Linked DNA regions of Homo sapiens: region 1 is linked to region 2. Evidence: chromatin contacts called from ENCODE Hi-C or POLR2A ChIA-PET data. All regions are on one chromosome and are shown on one strand. Each heading gives the region's core, a stretch centred on a gene start or an enhancer-like site at or near the end of the contact. The rest is flanking DNA. Distances are from core to core; before and after follow the strand shown.

Region 1 (7,399 bases), core at 1,302-3,801, 540 kb after region 2:
AAGCAAATACAAGCTATTTCCACTACAGGGGCTATTACCCCATTTGGAGACTTGACATTCCCTTACTCTTAACCTACATGGACCCCAAACCCAGTCCTGACCAACTAGAGCATTCCATCCCCTGGCCACAGTGACTAATTCAGGGCTGGAAGTGTGATGCAAACAGGCAATGAAGCCCCATTCCAGGATCTTCAGAAAACTCTTGGGATCTCTTTCTCCTGTGGTTGCTCAGCTGGGAAGATGTCTCACCATTCATCTTGCCATCTCATGGGGATGGTCTGCCTGAAAATGAAACCAATCAGAGACTACAGAGCCAAGACTACAGAGCCAAGTGATTAGAGAGAACCCATAGTGAAGACCATGGATGAGCTCCTGGCCCAGATGCTGGGCCTTTTTTGCTTAAGTTAAGTTGAACTGGCTTCTGTCACTTGCCACTAGAGGAAACCTCACTGATAAAGAGTTAACTGTGTCATTTATTGAGCACTGCTTGTGTGCCAGGCACCAGAATAAGTATGTTAACAGACATAGTCTCATTTAATCCACACAACAGACCTGTATTTGCTGCAATTGTGCAGATGAGGAGACGGGGATTTGAAGAGGTTAAGTAATTCTGAGGCTATCCAGCTTGTACGGAACACTAGAGCCTCTGCACTGGTAATATTGATAAGGTTGAATTTAGCAACATGGGCTTGGGACATTAACTCAGAAATATTCAGGCTAGAGGGATGCCATTGGCTAGTCACTAGGGCCCTGAAAGCATCAATTTAGGCATCCTGGAGCATCCATCGTCTTTGTGGAGCTGGTTTTGGCAGAGCCGGCCATAGATGAAATCAAAGCCAGGCAGGATTTTGCTTATGTAGCCATGGGGCCAGTTAGATCCTGGAATTCTCCATGGGGAACAAGAGTGAGGACAGTCAGTTCCAAGACTTCTGTGAAAAGACAGTATGTATATCAGGCTACAAATAGTTCCTTCACTCCTGAGAGAATTAAGGGACCTCCTTAGGGTCTTGAGCTAAGCCCAAATTGAGTTAAATAACTGGCGAGAAGATGAGGCAGAGGTTCACCCTAGAGTCCATCCCAGCCAGCATTTGTGGCTTGCAATTGATTTGTCATGGTCTGGCCCAGGGCGAGGTGAGGTCATTGTTGTGAAGGTAAAAAATGATCCAAATGCATTCACCATGCCAGGCCTGGGCCTACTCGCCCTCATATCTATTCCTTGCCCTTCCTCTGCTCTGCCTTGCTGTGGGGCTGACCCCTGCAGGCTGCCTTCCCCAGGTTCCTGTGTGAGATGGCTTCTGCCTGGTGCAGTCAACAACAGGCACTGGTGAGGCATTGGCAGTGGGGAGTGAGGGTAAGTTTGGGTGTTTCTCCCTCTCATTCTCTGCCTCAAACTCATTCTCCAGCAACAGCTGGGTCTCCTCCATAGCTCCAGATTCCACAGATCAGACCCACCTTGGTTCCACCTCTGCCTCCTCACCCCAGCCTCAGTGCCTCTGGAAATGCTGCTTTCAACCTAGGAGCTATGGAGGGCCTCCTGCTGGTGCTCATCTCCGGGTCATTGGATTGTCCTTCCTTGGCATCTCAGCTCTTCTATCACCTCTGTAACTAATTTCTGTTGGAAATGCTTGTAGCATTTCTTGTTTTCTTGGTTTGCCAAAGGCTCAAAATGCAACCCCTTCTTGAGAGCAGCAACCCTACCTTTGAGCACGCTCCTGTAGTAGGTGCTTAAAAATAAGTAGGTTGCTTAGTTGGTTGATGGAACTTCTTGCCAGCCTAACCCATCCATTCGTATGTTCTGCTTTCACAGAACTGCTCAGTGGAATCAGAGATCCTGTTTTCAGCCTTCTTTTAGTGGGCTGGTCCTTTTGACTTCCTACTTACTCCTTTGCAGGCTGGTAGGAGCTGAGCAATAGGAGTCTTTCCTGAAAATCTTTCCATCTTCTCAGTAATCATATTAAGTATCTGATTTTGTGTAGGCTGGCCAGAGAAAACATACTTCCCTTTCCACTGAAGGCAAGGCATCTCATCATGACTCCTTGCTGCAATTGCTTTTTTTTTTTAATTTAAGAGACAAGTCTGATTTACACTGAAAATGGTGGTTGTGGTTTATGGACTTAGCATACTAATTCCCATTTAATGCAGCAAACTTCAGGGGTAGGTTTTCATCTGAATGGAGATGAGTCACCGTATTCTTCAACCATATATTGAAAAATACCCACCGTTAGTTAAAAAACATTTCTTTTAAGCCATTTCTTCAGAGTAAAGTCAACTTGAATTCCTTGTTTGTGTGCCTGAGAGGGTCAGGAAATTCATCTTTAGCCTCAGCCTTACACATCTGCCCACCCTAGCCTCCAGAACTCCACATTTCCTATCCAAATCTTTCTTGTTGGTTTATTTGAACATCCCTCAGGAAGGAACCCAGAAGGTTCCACTTGGGCATGTGGGGTCATCGGCGCAGCTGACTCGAGTTGGCTGAGCCAACAGTGCTACTTTGGTGGAGTGTTTTGTTGGCTGGATCATCTGCAACGGGGGTTGGCCAGCGCGGGAGAACTTGGGAGTGTCCACAGGAAGTGGATATTTCCTGACCAGCTCATCCCCTGCTGACTCTCCAGCATTTTCTTGTCTACAACTAAAACGTTTTGCCTTGTATGTTCCTGCCCAAGGCCTCTTGAGACAGTGGGTGGTTTTTTTTTCTTTTATTTTTCAACTTGTGCCAAATGTGTCAGGAGTTAAGTCCATAATGCATATATCTTGGCCCCACTCTTTTAGGAATGTGGCCTCTCTGTTTCTGACACATGCTGCTGCAGAGTAACCATATGTGTCTGAAAGCTCAACCCTTTAAACAATTTTGGCTTGGTGCTTCTGTAGAAATGACAGCCTCATTAAGAAGACAGTGATGAGATAGGCCTGATAAACTCTCCCCTTCCTGTGACCTAAATAAGAATACAAAGAGAGTGAGAGCCATCTAGATTGGATGTCCAAGAAGAGGAGTAAAAGGCAGCACCCTTTAGTCTCTTGCTTAGTACCCAGCACTGGTTTCCACTTCACTTCAGACTAGGCTGTCTAGATGGGGCCATGGGGCCACTACATCTGTCTAAAGAGGTTGTGCACTGCTCAGGAAGCACCATTCCCATGAACTCTGATGTTATACGGTGTGCAATCCACCCAACTGTGCATGGTGGCCTTGTTGTGAAAGTGAGACTTCCCTGGTTATCCTTGCTACATGTAGACCTAAAAGGTCTTCTCTCTCCAGCTTTCTCTTTGTGCAAACTTTTTCTTGACTTAAAAAAAGAGGGAGTGAGTCTTACCTCAGAAAGCTTTTATGAGACTGAATGAGCTGGCAAAAAAGGGACTTGTATTACTTGGGAAAAAAGTCTTCTCCAAAGACAATGTAGTATTATTTTTTAAAGTTGGCACTAACAAAATTACTCCCTGGGAATGAAAAATTTACCCATATGAGCTGAACTAACTTATTCCATGTGCTGGGATGACCACAGATATTAGCAAGGCCTAATGCGGCCTGGGGTCCCCAACAAAGAAGCTGACTTCAAATCAACCATGCTTTGGAAAGTTAGGGATTGTAAGTAGCCTTCAAATTATTATTACTACTTCTCTGTACTAATACAGTTCTTGAGTCAAGAATTGTAACATTCATTATTCTTTGAGTCATCCTCATCAGGAAAAAGAGGAAGCACTGGGGAAAATACTGTAGATTACAAGGGAAGATTGTCTTCAAGTTTCAGGTGGATTCAAAGAGAAGGGAAGGAGGAGCAGCTCAAAGAAAAGGAAACTCATGGAACCAGTGATGAAGCCAGAGATGGTTTTTCTGGGGAGGGGCAACCAGATTGGGCTTGAAGGGGGCAGGGTCTGAGAGCTTAGAAACAGACCCGATGGACGTGAGAAATTGCACAGACAAGGAAAAAGTTTGTTACATTAGTAGGATAAACAGTTGATTGGAATGGAGACTGTGCATTTGGGGAATGAGAGATAGTGGACTGGTGAGGTAGAATCATGATAGACCACAGACCACAGACCACAGAGGGCTATGAAAGCACTCTGGGGCCTGCCCAGTGCTCAGAACCCATGGAATGCAAACTTTCCATGGCCTTCAAACCAAGTATGTGGGGAAAACCCTGTTCTTTCACCCAGGTCACAGCCTTAGAGAATCTAAAACTTTTTTTCCCTGCACAGTCTGGTGCTTCTCTCTCTATATATAATTTCCCATGTGGGAACACACACTGCTTTGCCAAATAAATAGTCCCTTCCTATTCAGACTGGAATTTGTTTTCGAAAATATGTTTGTCTCCCAGCAAAGAAAACAAATAGACCATCCTAAGACTGGCATCCTTCAAATTAGGAACCAAAGCAAGTGGTTGTAAAGCAAAGTATTTGTCATTGATAATTCGCACTGACAGCAAAGTTTGTTTTTTTAAAGCTTAAGTCTTGAAACTCTTTTCAAGTGGTATTAAACATTTAGTCTGGACACAGACTTCCCCAAGACACAGGGGTTAATTTTCTGAATCATCACCTGACTCGGGAACTAGCCAGTGCACCATCAGTAGCCATTAGGCATTGACTTCATCATGACCAATCTATCTTGGAGCTGGACAGAAGCTCAGTTAACAAGACTTCCTTTTTTTAAATGCAATTTAGCAATTACCTTTCTTCTTTCACTTGAACTTTCTCTTTGAATCTTATTCCAATCCCAGCATATTGAAGTTATTCTTCTAAACTAACAAACGCAAACACAAATGAACCTAATAGCAAATCCCTTCCAAAGATGTTAGGAAACCAAGATTTTCTCCAACTCATGACTCCAGAAAGAGAGGAAGAGCGAATACAGCAAGCTGGAGAAATCACCCTCATGGAAGCCAGGAGATAGGGGGTCGATGCTACACAGACGAAAATAGTGCATAAGTGGCATTGGCTGGAAGAGAGAAAAGCCCACTAGGAGATAAGGCAATGAAGTTCAGAGAGGTGGGTCACAATCAGAGGGACAGAACCTAATGAATAGTCTTATCTTCCTGGAGATGAAACAGCTGTAGCCTTTGGGAAGGGAATGACATAGGAAAATGAGTGTCTGAGAAAACTTATTCCCAGAGAAGTGGGGAAGTTCAGGCTATGACTTCAAGAATTGGAGAGATTTCGAAGCCAGTATAACTGGGGATTAACCAAGGGCTCAAATCCAGTACTTGACAGCAAGCCAGACTGCGAAAGGCTCCTAACATTATCTAAAGGTCTCACAGCATTTTAGAACTAGAATGACCATACTGGAAAAAACTGTTCCACGGTATCAGTCAGCATTTGGGATTGCTTTATCCAATGTAAGTGATGGGACATTCACATCAGAGAAGCATATGTCTTCTCCCTGCCTCCCCCCAAAACTCTTCTTCTCTATCTTCCTGATGTCATATCCTGGCATCCTAACAGGGGTGGGGGGATTATATAACTGTCTGAAGTAGTGCAGAACATGAAACAATAAATAAGCTATGTAAATTGTAAAACATGAGTCATGATTCTCTTTGTTCTCTATCTTTATAAATGTATTTTTTTAATTACATATTTTTTCCTCATCATAGATGTCTAAAACCAAACCAAACCAAACAAACAAACAAAAAAATCTAAGTGCCCTCTCATGGAGAAACCTATTTTATTACATCAGATTATGCCTAGGCAACTGCTATTGAAATTACAGTGAACATTTTTTGAGAGTCCATTGTGTGTCAGGCACTCAAAACTACCTACTTCTATCCTTATTTTAGAGATGAGAAAACCAAAAATAGAGAGGTTAAGTGATTTATCCATCATTGCCCAGTTAGTAATTGTCAGAGCCAAGATTTGAATTTTCGGCTACTTGTATCCAAAGTCCATTCTTTTACCCATTACACTGTACCTTCTCTTGAGTCTTCCCTGAGAAGAGAACTCTCAAGGGACTCAGCTAAAGCAAGCCTGAAGTTGGCCACCCACCCTACTACCTGCCACTCTCCTGGCTGACACTCCTGTGTTACAAATGGAAACTTTCTACAAGTCTCTAGGTGTTACTAGGCTCTTTCTCTCCTCTGCTCACATCCTAGTCTTTAAAGAAAAAATCTTAAAGCTCCTAGGCCCAACCTACAACCCACTCTTGATAAGTAAAGAAAGATTAAAATATAAAATAGCAGCAGGGCCTAGGGAAGCCTGAAAAACTATTTGTACTCGTAATAACTCTGTAAAAGATCTATGTCCATGCCATTTTGAGGCACAAAGAATGAAACCAAAACTTTGATAGATATATAGATGACGAAATGGGCTGAGGTTAATCCCGAAATTAGGCATTTAAAAATCTTATGGGAGAAGTATTCTTCTGAGCCACTAGTCCTCAATCATGTATTTTAAGTACTTTCTTCCCTCCAAAGATTAGAGTTAATTTCTGGGGATAAATATATTGTTTAAATCAGACCTGTGCTATGTGATAGAGGTACAGTGACAAAAACAACATGCCCTTTACGAGCTTACAGATTGATTAAAGAAGAGAATGCAAGAATATAAAAGGTCGGCTCTAAGGTTTGCTTGAAAATAAATATTTTTATCAAATCATAAAATGATATGATCATTTCAATAGGTATAGGGAAAATATTCAATAAAAATTTATATCCATTTATATAAGAAACAAAATAAGAAATAACTCTTGAGAAACAGGAATGAAAAGAAACTTGCCTTATTTATAAGAAACAGCTACCAAATCCATCAAAAATCATATTTAATTCTGAAATTTTATAGACATTCTTATTTAGCTTAGCAATAAGAAAAGAATGCCTCCTACCACAGCTGCTCTTCAACATTGACTTAGCAGTCTTAACCAACACAAGAAAGTAAAAAAAGAAGTTGTAAAAGCAATGATAAGATTTGAAAGAAAGAGATTAACTGTCATTATTTATAGCCTATTTGATAATTTACATTAAAAAGTTGAATCAATGGACAAACTTTTGTAAATAATAAAAGAGTTCAGCAAGGTAATGGAATACAAAACCAAAACGAAAATTTAATAATAGTATTCAGCAGTTGTAAAGCAAGCACTTCATGCATTTCAAAGCACTCACGGATGTTTTCTCATTTACAAAAGCTCACAAAAATCCTGTGAGTTTAATACACCATCATCATTATCAGCAGCAGCAGTGCATTGACTTCATTTGACAAACGTGTATGCAAATCAGAGAAATTTCGTTTTTCTCTTTTTAAAAGCAGGGGTATCAATTAACACGTGGTGATATTCAAATGTTTTGTATTACCATTCTGAGTTTTGACAAACATATAATCATATAAGAGCCACCACAATCAAGATATGGAACAGATCCATCATGTCTAAATTAAGATCTTCTGATGCCTTTTTGTAGTCAGCTCCTGACCCGCTCCCCAAGCC
Region 2 (6,654 bases), core at 2,359-4,858:
GATAGCCTAGCCACCTGGCCCTCTTTAGCGGCATTTATGTTCTCCAGTGGGATGAGCAGTCAGTGCAGTTTAACAAACATTTACCAGACTCTACTAAGTAGTACCAGACACTGATTTCAAAACATGACACAGAGGGAGGCATTTGTTTAGTAAACGTTTATTGAACACCTACTATAATGATGCTACAGTGATCAAGACCAACATAATCTCTTTAGACTGTGGTAAGGTACACTAACCAGATGATTTCAGTACAGGGTGCCAGGTGCCAGGATCAAAGCATGCTTGTTTTTTGCATTTTTTCAAATTTGTTATTAATTATTTTAAGACGGAGTCTCACTCATTGCCCAGGCTGGAGTGCAGTGGCACAGTCTTAGCTCACTGCAACCTCCACCTCATGGGTTTAAGTGATTCTCCTGTCCCAGCCTCCCGAGTAGCTGCGATCACAGGCGTCTGCCACCATGCCCAGCTAATTTTTGTATTTTTTAGTAGGGACGGGGTTTCACCATGTTGGCCAGGCTGGTCTCAGTGTGAGCCACCACGACCAACCCAAAGCATACTTTGTACAGGTATTGACAAGGGTTTTCTCACCCAGCTGGAGATGAGGGAGAGTAAGGAAGCTTTTTGTTTTGTTTTGTTTTGTTTTGGCTGGGGGTGGAGACAGAGTCTCGATCTTGTCACCCAGGCTGGAGTGCAGTGGCACGATCTCGGCTCACTTCATGTTCTGCCTCCCACGGTCAAGCAATTCTCCTGCCTCAGCCTCCCAAGTAGGTGGGATTACAGGCGCCCGCCACCATGCCCATGTAATTTTTGTGTTTTTAGTAGAGACGCGGTTTCACTGTGTTGGCCAGGCTGGTCTTGAACTCCTGACCTGAGGTGATCCACCCACCTCAGCCTCCCAAAGTGCTGGGATTACGGGCGCGAGCCACTGCACCTGGCCAAGGAAGCTTTTAAGCGAGGAGTTAGGGCAGGAGGGAGAAAAGCTAAAAAAGAAAAGGTATCGATGTCAGAGGAAGCCCAGGAACAAAGGCACACAGGTATAAAGCTGTGTAATGTGCTTGGGACCTCTGAGGCATGAGTTACTGCTAGAAGGTGAGGACGATGCTCCCTAGCACAGTGGCCTGTGGTCCATTTCTTCTTGATCCCAGAGGTCCTGAGTTCCCAAAGCCCTTCCTCACCCCCAGGAGGGCTCCTTTGTTTTTTCAGCCCAGCCTAGCAAGCAGGTGGCGGTTGTTGACGCCCAATGCCAGAGCACTTTCCTGATGGCTTTGCAAGTGTTTTGCTGCTAGTACCTCACATTTGGGTCTGAGCAAACAGCTGGGAGTATGGTGCACAGAAGTCCTGCCAGAAGGACCTGCGCTTCATGCACTCCAAGTGAGCTTTCTTGCTTGTATGTTTTGGCATATGAACACAGTGGGAATGTCCTTGTCAGCTCCCATTTGACTTTATTAATTACAGTTCCTTGGAAAGTGTGTTTCAGTAACATGGTCTTGGGATGACAGGGCTCACCCTGCAGAGACCCAAATGGAGGTATTCAGGGCCCATTGAAAAACCATCTGCTGCCAAGGCTCTGCTGCTGATCTCATGCAACAGAAACCAGAGTCTGTCGCAGCTCTGCTACTCACTGGGTGACTCTGGGCGAGTGGCAGGCTCTCTGGTCCTGTCTTTTCTGATGTGGAGAATGACTAGCTGGTGCCCGAGGTTTTCCTAAAGCTATGGAATTCCATCATTTTATAAATGACTCCAATGACGAATCCTACTGGCATAACATCTATGGTTTCACCAACTCTTAGCAGTGATCTTTGGTTCCAGATTCATGTGAAAAGCCAAGAACCGCTTTCCACAATTTGTCTTGTCATGACTCTCCGGCTCCATATTTTAAGAAGCAGTCTACACTAGCCCTTGAATCTAGACTCTAATTTTTTAAGATACAAAGGAAATCATTAAGCCCCAGAATATTAGTAGAATATACGGCAATATGGATCAAGTAATCCAAAGTATTAGCAATGTTGCAAGAGGCTGTCACCTAGCAGCTCTGTATTATGTTTCCAGGCCCTCCCCCACTCATTTCCCTGAGCCCCGAGGCTGTGGTTAATAACGTCAAAAGAATGTTTTAAAATTGCCCTTCTGTTGATTCCAGAGAGTTAGGGCCCTCACATGGTTAGAGTCCTGGGCTAAGAGTCAAATTCTAAATTTAATTCCAGCCTCTATGAACATCTTAGTCCCATATTTCCTCACCATTTAGAGATGTTTCAGTTTTCCCATCTGCGAAATCGGCATAAGATGCCTTGCTCCACAGAAATACTTGTCAACAGCTTTGCCGTACACAAAGATTGGCATTGTATTGGGGCAAAATATCATTTTTCATTCCATAATAGGAATTAAACAAAAGCCCTTTGAGAACGCACCTTGTGTAAACGCCCTGTGCTTAAAAGCCTGTGAATTTCAGAGGTCAGCAAAAACCGCCCCCCTTCTTTATTATTTTTCTTAAAGCTAAACAAGGGTAACTAGGGAATTCATTTTGGAATATAAAGACATGAAAGAAAGGGTATTTCAGCTTGCACAATAGTACAAAGAAGAACAAGAGTTGTCATGTTTTGCTAAAGAACTCCCAGCTGTTTAATTTTATAGTAAAATTACTTTAAGAACTTTGCTAATTCAAAGACAAAATCAAACAACTGTTGTTGCAAAACTGAACTTCCACATTTGAGTGGAAAAGCCAATTTGAGATTAATCTGCCCCTAAAATCATATTATAAAAATACAGAGCATTTCTGTAATGCTGGTTGGAGGAGTGGCTTTTATCTGAAGAGAAGACACATAAAAGAGAAAAATGGTACATTTACTGGTAGTAAGATTTAAAAAAGTAGTTTATGTTCTCATGTACTTTGCCCTGACTTCTCCCCCAGCTTTCTCTTAAGCTCTTCAGTCTGTTTTAATACCAGGTTTGTTTGCTTTCTGGGGATGGGCCTGTTAGGCAGGAAATTGTTGAAAGGCATACAGCAGAAATTTTAAATGGTGTTTTTAAAAGATAAATACCCAATTGGGTAACTGACTATTAAATTTGGAGTTCAGAATTTTTTAAAATTTTATTTTTAGACAATATAGAAAGATAAATTCTGTACCTATACTTGGTTCTATAAGTCCCACATGTTGCCTATTGTCAGAAACAAACTGTTCCTTATTTAAAAAAAAAAAAAGAAAAGAAAAAAAGCCAGTTTTTCTTCCATATTAGGGAATTATTCAGACTTCTTTCCTTGGTTCCTATAATTCCAAACCAGTTGGAACATCAGTCTATTTTTGGTTTAAAGGAGCTTTTAAAATGTGAGCATGATTTTTTTAAGTTTCTAAATCTCATAAAAATCAATTTGCCACATATATAGCAGCTATGGTTGTAAATATAGTGAAGTCATTGTATTGCAGAAAGACAAAGTTCTAATTTCCATATTACAAACCCCACCTACCCCACCTTGTCCAATCTCCACATAAGAGGGCTGAAAATGTAAATTCTAAAACATATAAAACAACATAAGGTTGTCATTTGTGGCTGTTTCTATCCAAGATGAATGTTGTCACCTGTATTGGAGTAAACTCTTTTGTTAGTTTCTGCGGGTTTTTTTGGTCGTCCCACCGCATCCCATCGACTCACCACGAGAGGGCAATGGAGCGTTTGCTTTCAGCTAACAAAGCTAGAAATGGTTTTAATATCAGCTAAGTGTTTGAACTTGTTAAGGATTTATTTCTCCACCTTCCGATTGCCATACATGCAGCCTCCGAGTTTCCACTAACAGCGAATAATGATCCAAATAAAGTTATTCTGAGGGAAAATATAGACAGACTGGTGCAGACAAGAGCTTTTGCCCAAATAAGGATCCCTTTTGTGCAGACCCCATGTGTTAGATAACCATCAACTGACAGTTGCTCATGAGTTAATAATGTTGGATGCTGAAATATGCATACCATGTGCTATAAAAGAGTTTGGAGGACAAAGACAAATACTTCTATAGTTAGATATCAGAAACATACCAGAGGTGTGCAGATTGCTTCGTGGTACATAGGTTGAAACCGCCCAATCATTTCATCAAAATTAGTACAATATAAGTATGATACAGTAGAATGTATGATATTGATTGCATGTTTCATTGATGTTGCAGAAATTTTGGTCTAAGCCTTTCTGCATGTTACTGCCTTAAATGCTACAGCAACTACTGCCTTCTAAGAAAAGAAAATATTTCCTAAGCTTCTTTCTATAGCCACCATTGTTGCTCTTTTATTTTTACCATAGGAACCCATTTTACCATGTGTGTGCAGCCTTTTGATTGGCATGTAGTGTTTGGAGGGCTGTTAATGTCTAGTTAGGTTTCTGTGTTGCTGCTGCCACAGGAATCAAAAAGTGAGGAGGTGGAGGGAATCAGCTTTGATTTTGGCTACTATAACAAGTTGTTTGGGAGGATGGGACACAGGGCAAACTGAGCACCGGGCAGCCGCCTTCTCAGTGATGCCTGATGGTTTTTTGGTGCTAAGAATGATTGCGGAAAGAATGTTTCTCCTCCCTGCCCCCAGAGTTCAAACCTTTTTGTTCTGTTCAACTTTTCTGGGCTTATTGGAATGCCAGTCTTCAATGAATAATCTCATATTTTGTCATAAATGGGACCTGAAGCAGGTTGGCAAAGCCAATGAGGCTATGCCCCTGCATTTAGGCCTGACTGTAACTGACCTCTCTATTTATTCTCAGATGAAATGTCCAAAAAGTCAGACCATTAACTTACTCAATAGTTGGAGATTAAGAAGTGTCTACTTCCAAGCAACTAAAATCACTCCAGCTCCATTTTCTCCTATTCAGTTTGTACTGGATGATGAAAATGGCTTACATTATACCCGACCCATATTGACAGCAGGAGAGAACAAGTCATGAAATAAATAATTAGCTAGTTCCTTCCCCTCTCTCTCTCCATTCTCACTCTCTCTCTCTTTCTGTCTCTTCTCCAGTCTGTTGTCAAAGCTTAACATTTACTTTGACATCTTAGTTAAGAAAGTTAATGAAATAACATCTTCATCAGGGCCATTTAGTAGCCTTGAGTCAATGATTACCAGATTTGAATTTTACAGAAGGGAGACCTCAGCTTAAGAAAAATTTTTAGATACTATTATAACATTATATATATATATATGTGTGTAATGTGTATATATAACTATATATAACGTTTTTACATGACTACCCTCCATAACAGTGAATAAAATCTTAAATGTATTGAAACATTGAATCGTGACTTTTGCTGATTATTCTAGCTTCAGATGTTAATCTTGTTCTGTCTGCTCCTTAACACATATTTCCAAGAACATATCTATAATCATAACATTGAATTATTGACTAAACCAGCATCGCCCAAGAGAAAGATAATGTGAGCCACATGTAATTTAAAATATTCTAGTAACCACATTTTAAAAGGTAAAAAGAAACATGTGGAGTTAATTTTAATAATATATTTTATTTAACCCAGTATATTCAAAATATTATCATTTCAATATGCAATCAATATAAAATGTTATTAATGAGATATTTTACTTTTATTTTGTATTAAGTCTTGGAGATCCAGTGTGTATTTTACACTGCGGCACATCTCAATTTGGACTTGACATATAGTATTTCAGATACTCAAGGGACACGTGGCTAGCGGTGACTGTATCAGACACAGCAATTCTAAATAGTCATAGAAATGTTTTATCTTACAGTGAAAAATGTAAAGAAGCTGTAACCTCTTCTGGGTTCATTGTTAGCTTTACATTAGGGTTTCTGATGGTATCTGTGTGCTGTTTCTCTATAGTGTAACAAACCCTCCCTCCAATTGAGTGATCACTCTAGCTTGCCCCACGGCTTATAATCTGCCCTTAGTTAACATGTCACCAGGTATTATCAACCTTGTTGCTGCCTCTCCACGCCCACTCCAGGCCCCAAAGCTCTTCTCATTCTGTACCCTCACCCCACCCTGCTCCAAGACACACGCTCTTCTATACAATCTGTGAGTTTGCATGAGGTTCTTGGTACCACAGAAGAGTTTTTAAAGTCATTTTCCAGTATCTTGGCTCCGGTACCTGCACAAACAAATGAAGCTCAGAGACCACTGAGGTACTTAGTTGGGGATGGTGCTGGTGCCCTCATAGGGAGGAAGGGTGAGAGGGATTTGCCTGAACAAAGAAAAATGTCTCCGAATCTCAGACAACCAAAAATAGTCATCTTTTTACTTTTAAGTAAAAGACTATCCTACTATTCACATTATTCTTTCTGAAAGGTATAAAAGCACAAAGTGAGTGAAAAGCCCCCTTTCTGTACAAATTCCTTTTTGGATCTTTTTAAAAGAATTGGGAGCCTATCACTTGATAACTGTTTCTTATGTGTATGTCTTTTAAATATTAAAATGTATCCCATGACATACTCATCCAAGTATGTCATAAGTTAAATATCTCCATGTTAATCCACATACACACCAAAACAAAAACAAAAACAATCCATCTCTTTTACTTATTTCCAAGTGGGGAATGTTTTCTGTAGAGAGGTAGCAAATCAGTTATCCTCAATGATGAAATGGAATATCTCATTTCCAAACCTGGAGAAATGGCTGAACAAGAATGTCCTGTTTATAAATGAGTTTAAAAACTG

The links. A loop is a pair of places that touch in the nucleus more often than their neighbours do. ChIA-PET counts read pairs that join two places held with the same protein, here RNA polymerase II (POLR2A). Pooled maps may share reads with other maps.
Region 1: a loop to region 2 is called in a map of mammary epithelial cell, with 3 times the contacts of the local background. The contact joins two enhancer-like sites. A Hi-C loop is called at or near these places in 2 of 168 maps with a recorded cell type or tissue (chondrocyte and mammary epithelial cell) and 8 of 50 pooled maps. POLR2A ChIA-PET finds 5 or more read pairs at or near these places in 2 of 52 experiments (AG04450 and activated CD4-positive, alpha-beta T cell).

What each region holds. Positions count from the first base shown.
Region 1 is chr10:62,580,405-62,587,803 of GRCh38, forward strand. No RefSeq gene overlaps it. Among named protein-coding and RNA genes, the nearest start is that of ZNF365, 210 kb to the left of the region's middle. Within about 2 kb of position 2,552, at least 13 of the 41 ENCODE cell types and tissues checked have a DNase peak (open chromatin) inside an H3K27ac peak, as active enhancers do.
Region 2 is chr10:62,035,188-62,041,841 of GRCh38, forward strand. The region is part of intron 4 of ARID5B (AT-rich interaction domain 5B); the gene reads left to right. Among named protein-coding and RNA genes, the nearest start is that of ARID5B, 140 kb to the left of the region's middle. RefSeq lists an enhancer at 5,992-6,051. Within about 2 kb of position 3,609, at least 25 of the 41 ENCODE cell types and tissues checked have a DNase peak (open chromatin) inside an H3K27ac peak, as active enhancers do.